Regions from separate parts of the Mus musculus genome. Here all the other regions are linked to region 3. The links are chromatin loops, found by intact Hi-C in ENCODE. Cell type or tissue: heart. All regions are shown on one strand.

Evidence for each region. Peaks named below come from ENCODE experiments on the same cell type or tissue, not always from the same donor. Only the 100,000 strongest peaks of a DNase experiment are listed, where the experiment ranks them.
Region 1: a loop joins it to region 3, with 2.0 times the contacts of the local background. A loop is called at or near these places in 3 of 42 quality-filtered maps.
Region 2: it touches region 3 in a loop (3-fold over the local background); 2 of 42 quality-filtered maps call a loop at or near these places.

Annotation. Positions count from the first base shown.
Region 1 is chr7:78,449,221-78,451,720 of GRCm38, forward strand. Ntrk3 (neurotrophic tyrosine kinase, receptor, type 3) reads right to left here. Exons shown (of 17, transcript NM_008746.5): 11 at 1,667-1,769. Among named protein-coding and RNA genes, the nearest start is that of Gm39038, 120 kb to the right of the region's middle. In heart, no CTCF peak of the experiment used is centred here; a DNase peak (open chromatin) is centred at 1,181.
Region 2 is chr7:78,070,069-78,072,568 of GRCm38, forward strand. No RefSeq gene overlaps it. Among named protein-coding and RNA genes, the nearest start is that of Gm39038, 500 kb to the right of the region's middle. In heart, no CTCF peak of the experiment used is centred here; a DNase peak (open chromatin) is centred at 1,283.
Region 3 is chr7:78,567,606-78,570,105 of GRCm38, forward strand. The region is part of intron 1 of Ntrk3 (neurotrophic tyrosine kinase, receptor, type 3); the gene reads right to left. The region is part of intron 1 of Gm39038 (a long non-coding RNA gene); the gene reads right to left. Among named protein-coding and RNA genes, the nearest start is that of Gm39038, 5.5 kb to the right of the region's middle. In heart, a CTCF peak has its summit at 1,501 (motif pointing left); a DNase peak (open chromatin) is centred at 1,366; H3K4me3 peaks cover 352 bases; H3K27me3 peaks cover 710 bases.

The DNA of each region.
Region 1 (2,500 bases), 120 kb before region 3:
TAGAAAAAATACAGCAGCAGTTCTCAATGCCAGTGGTCCAAGGATTACCCAAGACAGCAGGCTTTGAGTCACTGGGCAGTCATCCTGTCTAAACCTGTGGAGCTCTGTGGACAAACGGTAAGACTGGCAGAAAAATGTGTCTTTAGTCAATGTGCCCAAGAGGAGTCTAGACTTGTTTGAGCCATTAAAAACTATTTTCTATTTGGAAATTACCAACACATGTATTTCTCTCACTCAGAATATTTCAAACTATTCACAAAAGCTGGAGGTATAATTCAAAGGTAGAACAATTATGTGCCACATCTAAGTTCTCTAGGTTCAATCCTGGCTTCTGCAAAACAGGCAGAGAGGACGGAAGAAGTGAAGGAAGGATGGGGGGGAAAGGAACAACAGGAGAAGAGAGAGGAAAGAGGTTAGGACATACAAAGGATAGAGGGGTGGAAGGGGAGGTTGAGAAGAAAGAGATAATGTGGCTTGCCTTCATCCATGCCTTATTCAAATTCATCAAAGCAAAGTGTTCAGAGGCAGAAGCCTCCAGGAGAACAAGTTCACCTGGCTCACATTTCAACTCTTTCTATCATTTATGGGTAGCTTCCTATAGGCCAGTGCTCTTACCTTTTAAGGAAGGTCCAGAACCTTGAATGTGTAATAAAGTCTAGCTCGATTAATGTACAAATACTCAACCATTCACCACATACAGTCACACAAAGATTTACATTTGCATGTGAATCCATGGAAGTCTGTTCCTATGAATGTTATTCATGCTCTCTGCTTTTAATCCCTGGTCCCCAGGGTCAAGACTCCCACTGAAGAAACTAGCTTCAAGTATTAAATCCTTAGGAGTTCATCTTTCTGGATTTCATAATGCCACAGGCAAACATCATCATGAATGTTGCTTAAGCAACCTTTACCTCTCCCTCCCTACCCACTTCTACCAACATCAGCCAGGCATGACAGCCCCAGCTGAGAAGTCATCTTGAAAAATCAAGGTTCAGTTCTGGAATCAGTAATACCCAGTTTCTTTCAGATCATTTAGCCACATCCATGGATGCTAATTCGCCATATTAACCCCTCTCGTGCCAGATGCCTCCTACAAGCTTTGGCAGAGTACCACATGCCAGCACTCCACTTCTGCCATAATGGGGTTGAGTGCTCTGTACATGGAAGCTGGCCAGCAGATTTAGAAACCATGTTGCTCTTGGCATCTATTCCAGGACTCTGTGTAGAGCTACGTGCTGAGATACAACAGCACGGGCAGCTTTTCAATATCCGAGTTCACCACCCTCCACCTCACCGTGCTAAATCACCACAAGATTCCAAAGATAGGTACAGAGCAGGGAAAGGGTCACTCAAATGAACAGCCCCTTAGATCATCCACTAATGAAAAGAATTGCCATTTGCCTTATAACCATCTTCCTGTTCAAACTATGCTCATCACACAAGTCCACCTGAGCAACCAGTAGTTTTCAGCATTGCTGTTTGGTTCCTATAGATCCTCACACAGTCTTTATTCCATAATAACCCAAAACAGCAGACAGGGATCTCTACCAGAGTTACCAAGGTCCAGTGACCAAAGGCTTTCGCAGAGAGCATATGGAGGTACAGTATCTTTTGATCAATAGGTGGAAACCATGGAACTCTTGGGACTGAAAAAACAACACCTTACCCTTCATTCCAAATTTGGACCGGCGACCATACTTGTTGATCATGATAAAGAGAACCACCAGAAGGACGCAGGCAAAGGCAGCAAGTCCGACTGCTATGGACACCTATTAGAAGCCAAACACAGACAGAAAGGAGCAGTCACAGGAAGCCCCAGACAGCCAAAAATAATGCCTGTGCCAAATGAGAACAAATCTATTTCAGCAGAATAGGATCCCCTAAAACCTCTGCCATTGAGGTGAGTGCATCCAGAAGCTTACATTCAGGGTCCCACTTGCACCCCAGGACACCTATACATATCACAGTGTCACAATGTCAAAATATCAGGTACCCTGGAGCAAAGTCTTTCTGAGACCCTAAGAAAACTTTAAAATTTTTGTTTAACAAAATACAAATTAATCAACTAGATTAGGAAACATTGCCTAATTCAATTACCTGAGCCCCTCTTACCTTGAGGCCATTCTAGAATCACAATTGCATGTTGGGAGAAACATCTGTCTAGTATTTCAGTGAGCAAGCAAATTCTTCATGCTCCCACTGAAATCTTAAAACATAGCATTTCTACTGAGAAAAGTTCAAGAGTTCTGAACTCAAGAGACTCCTTTCTATTTCTCCCCAGGGAAACCTCAGACTCTGAGACAGACTTGGGAAAAAAAACCTATATAAGGATAGTTTCTGAGTACCTTAGGTTTTTGTAGGTTTGCCCAGTCAATGGGCCTTGCAAGCCATGCCCAGCCAGACTCCTAAGAGACTGGAAATTTCAAACTGTTCTCTTCCTAGCCCTGGGGCTTGGAGCCGGTTCTTCAGAGGCTTCTTCAAACAATGAAGCACTACTGTC
Region 2 (2,500 bases), 500 kb before region 3:
CGAGTATGCAAACCCCCAAGTCCTGCTTGGTCTTGCCCACCTTACTGTTCTCCTTTTCTCCAACCCATCTCCTCAGCCCTATTTATTTTTAGTGGCAATAAAAACAGCTCCCGATCTAGGGAGTTGATCTTTGGAATAAATTTAATTGACTACATTTTTAACTACACTCTTCTAGACTTTGACAGGAGGGAACCATTTGCCTTGCAGATGACTATCCTGACTCCATGAAAGGGGAAGAAAGGGTGAGAGCAACTCTCGCCAGCTCCCACTCTCCTTCCTTCATCTACTGCTGATGTTAATGGTGCCATTCTGGACCATGGAAACAGATTAGTGGCCTAGAGAGGTGAGACAGCGTGGAAAAGAGAAATCCAAGCCAATGAGTGAAGGGCAGATTCAGATAAAGGCAAGAATGTGATTATTAGTGTGAGTGTATGTCTACATGATTATGTACACATGTGTGTGAGAGTATCTACGGGTATACAAATGCATATGTTTATATGTACATGCATTTGTGTATGCATATGTGTGTATATATGTGCATGTACCGTGCAAGTATGTGGACACATGTGGGCATGTAGATGTATAGATGAATATGTGGACACTCGTGAATGCAAAGTTTTGAGCATGTGTCCTATATGTCTGCATGTGAGTATGTAACTACATTATGCATATGGGTATTTGTGGGCATATGAATGTGTGCATATGTCAATGTGTATGCACATTGTGTGAGTATGTACATGCGGGTGAATGTGTGTACTATGCGTATACACATGAATGTGTGAGTTTACTGTACATGTATATGAGTATATATATAGATATGTATATGTGTGTGTGTGTGAGAGAGAGAGAGAGAGAGAGAGAGAGAGAGAGAGAGGAGCATGCATGTGTTTATGTGTACATGTGTCTCTGGAAAGGAGCTGACGGTTCTGCTGTCACTGCTAGTTTGGCCTGTGGCCTCCTGCAGGGTGACATATGAGATGGGGACAAAGCAGTCTGTTTTCTTCTTCTGCCTGTATTTTTCCACCCTTTGTTTTTTATTAAACACTGATTATTAATAGTAGAAGTGGAACACTGCCACAAGAAGCCATTTGCAGTTAATAAGGCTATTGCCGCTGCCTGGGGAGTTAATAGAAGGCCAGCAAAGCCATGTGAGAACAACTTCCGTGCCACGTTCACCAAGTGAGTCAGAAGGAAGGGCAAAATGGGACGCCCTGCCAGCTCAGCTCTGCTCACACACACTGGCCAGGGATCCCCATCCCATTCCCTGTAGGGACTGGGATCATGCATGGATGCACACAGCTGCTGGGTCACAGGCCAACTGGGCGCGCTGAAGTAGAGGAGCATCCCTTCCTGCCTGCAGCTGTAAAAACATTGCTCAGGCTTCCAGATAGGCCTAGCTGGTCCCTGAGCGCAAGGGCCACAGTCCCCAGGCCTGACCTCACAGCAAATGGTGAGGACATCAGTCCTATGGCTCCCCGTCACCAGGGGTAATGTCCAGCTTCAGGCTGGGAGGTGATTACAAATGAACTTAAAGTCACAGGTCTTGAGAACTGGGGGCTACTTGAAAAAGAGTCCCGCAGGTCTAGATCTCTTCTTCAGACGGAATAACACTAGGCAGTGAAGTGAAGTCCTACCCACTAGTCCTGATTGAAATGGCCTTTTGTGAACTATAGGAAGAAAGACTGGTCCTGTATATGTGTTCATCCCTGGGCCAGGGACAACATATAAGAAGAGGAACAATATTTCTCTCTCCGAAACAATAAAAGCAGTACACACACACACACACACACACACACACACACACACACACGGCAAAGAAGCCATCTTCCTGGAGAATGGAATGGGAATGTTTTTTAAGTCACTGCCCTTGTAGTTAGCATGAATGCCAATCATACAACTATTGGAAGATACAATGGCCTTAGTTATGAACTGCACTCTGAAGAACTGTATGCATGAGATTGATGGTGGATGTGGTGCCTGTGGAAGCTGAGGGGTCATTTTCATATACCTATGTGTGGGTGGTATCTGTCCGTACATCAGTGGCACAGTGTAACAGTGACCTTTGTCTTCTTTTCTTGTCCTGTGCATGTCCCCTTGCAATGAAAATCTAGCCTGAACCCTTCTGGGGTGGACTTTGTCATGAGTGCTTCAGAAATGCAGAGCTCTGCAGGACGAGGAGGAGAGAAGTCAATCTAATCTGAAGGATGTAAATGAAATAGCACTCATCTTGACAACAGCAGCACTTCAAAGCTCCAGGGAAACCAGAAATCCGAGGATTCCATCTCATGTGAGCCATGGCTGACTGTTCTATGGAATGCACGTTGACTTATCTTTCTCTCTATATGAGATGATGTTCTGCCTGCTCTGTGAAAACCCAGACCTTATTAAACATATTCACAAGCTTTTCAGATGCCAAAAGGGAGTGTTTGAATCACGGAGATCTTTTCCTATGAAGTGCCTCTCACAGACCTAGCAATGTGCCAACATGAAATATTGTCAG
Region 3 (2,500 bases):
GAAATGCTGGGAGCATGGGAATTCTTGTAACCCCCTAAGAGGAGATGAATCTGTTGGGATGTGTAAAACGAGCAGGATGTGGGAAATACCAGAAGTGGGAAGAACAGATGAAGGGCTTGAAAATACCATTGCTTGTGATGACACCAGCCTGGGATGCTCTGATGGGAAGAGGGAGGAAAACGGCTTTCAGAGCCTTTCCCATCCCACAGACATCCTCACTGCAATCTTACGAGCAACCCTGGGCTCTTCTTTATCATCACCATTTTCAGATGAGGAAAAGACCAAAAAAAGAAACAAACAGAGAGAGAGAGAGAGAGAGGGAAGGAGGGAGGGAGGGAGGGAGGAAGGAAGGAAGGAAGGAAGGAAGGAAGGAAGAAAGAAAGAAAGAAAGAAAGAAAGAAAGAAAGAAAGAAAGAAAGAAAGAAAGAAAGGAAGAAAGAAAGAAAGAAAGAAAGAAATTAAATAGCCAGTCCAGGTTCCCACAGAGAAGTGGCAAGGTCACAATCAGAAACGTCATGTTGTCATTGCTGTCAATACAAGGTCCTTCATGGGAAGGACTCAGATCGCTGAGAGTACTGTAAATGTCAAACCCACTCCTACATTTCTCAGTGACATGGCCTTGAAAAATTGCTCAAAAAGAAGTTGGTGGGCAAAGATGGGTCACAAGAAAGAGGGCCTCATCTATATCCCTGGGCCAGGCAGCTGTGAGCTGTCCCAGGCCCACCAGTTCAGCACAGAGCAGATGATCTAGCTTCCAGCACTGGTAACAAGTCACAGATGGACTCAAGAGCACATGATATCCAACGTCCTGCTCAAATACAGGACCTGCCTGGAATGATGAAGGGCCAATGCATCTCACTCCCAGCAGGCACCACTAACAAAATGACCCATTAGTAAGACATTCTCATACCCACTGATGCACATTCACCCAGGGTCTGGAGGAGTTAACACAAGCCACCAAGATCCCACCTCTAGAAAGAGCCAGAGTGCCATGTTAACTGAGCACCTACTTGGCTCTGACCAGCAGATCCAACAGCCTGAGCAGTCGGAAAGTAAAAGCTCACTTCTTCCAAGACCCTGATTCCAGTGTCACTACCAACTCTCTGTGTCCCACCAAGCCTGGGATTTTCCTGGCCAGGAACATATGTCCCTTTAGTTCATTTCCACTGTCTAAGCCAAAAGCTATGCGCCCTCTGAGACTGAGCTGAGGGGGGAGAGGATGTTCCCTCTATCAGAGGCTCCCTACAGCTTTCTCCCAGGGAGCTAGCGGCTCCTAAGCCAAAATACACAGGTTGGGAGCCTCGCATCCCCAGACCACACAGATAGAACCAGAGTAGGGCCGGCTCTATAGAGACGCCCTCCCTGCCAGAAGCTTAGCCCTGACTCCTGGCAGGATCCAAAAGCCCAGGCTGGCAATCGACTTGCCACTATCCCGGCTCCAGCTCTCCCTGGGTCAAACCACCAAGAATCGACTCGTGCATCATGCTGCCCTCTTGTGGCCACCAGGAGTCTACACACAGACAATCTCGGCAAGCAATAAGCCAGCGGCTTTAAGGTTTGTTTACAGCAACCTCAGACGTGATGTGCAGGGAACGCTGAGGAGAGGCACTTGTGCGTGTACAAAGACGCCCCCAGATACACACACACAGCACCAAGTACTGCTTCAGGAAGCCTGTACTAGGACTTCGCGAGTCTAACACCGCTCCCTTCGTTTCCCTCTCCAGGGAAACTCACCAATCTTTCCTGCCCCCTGCAATCCCTGAGCCTCTGGTACAGACACCAAAGGGCAGTGGGAGGAGACCTAGGGCAGCAAGGCCCAGCATCCGTGTCTGCTTTGTGCTCCTAGCTCACTGGGCTGGGACATATCAATTCATCTGTCTGCCAAGTTCTTCCTCTTGGGGAAAAAAAAATTGGATCTAGCCCAAATTATTCTCCACCTCCTTTTCCTGATTTATGGCTCAAAGTCTTGATCTTCTTCCTAATTCAAGTCCTCCCAGTCATCCAGAAATGGAAACAACCAACACAGCGTTAGACTCTTCACAGAACCTGTGAAGGAGGTCTGTCATACCACTTAATAATGTGACCCTGCGAGAAAAGACGAGTTAGCTAACCCCACTGCAAGAGTAGAAACAAGCCAGAGAGGTTCTATGGTGTAGCAAGTTCATACAGTCATGGAGCAGCAGCAATAGGGTTTGCCCAGCAATGTTTTTGCAGGACTCTCCAGTTGTCTCCATGGGGGAACAATGGTTGTCATCTCTAAAGGTCCTGGCTTATCCCTACAGGAGAGAGATGACACATCTATGAGCAAGAGGCAGGGACTGGAGGTAGTGAAGGCTACTGATTTATGTAGACAGTAAAATGGAGGCCCGGGAACACCTAGACCTCCCCACTCAGGAGTGATACTCCCAACATCAGCTGCCAACTCTAGCTGACCAGCTCTTCAAATTCCCCACCACACACCTTTCTGCTTGTAGCCAAAGACAGTTCTGATACCCTAAAG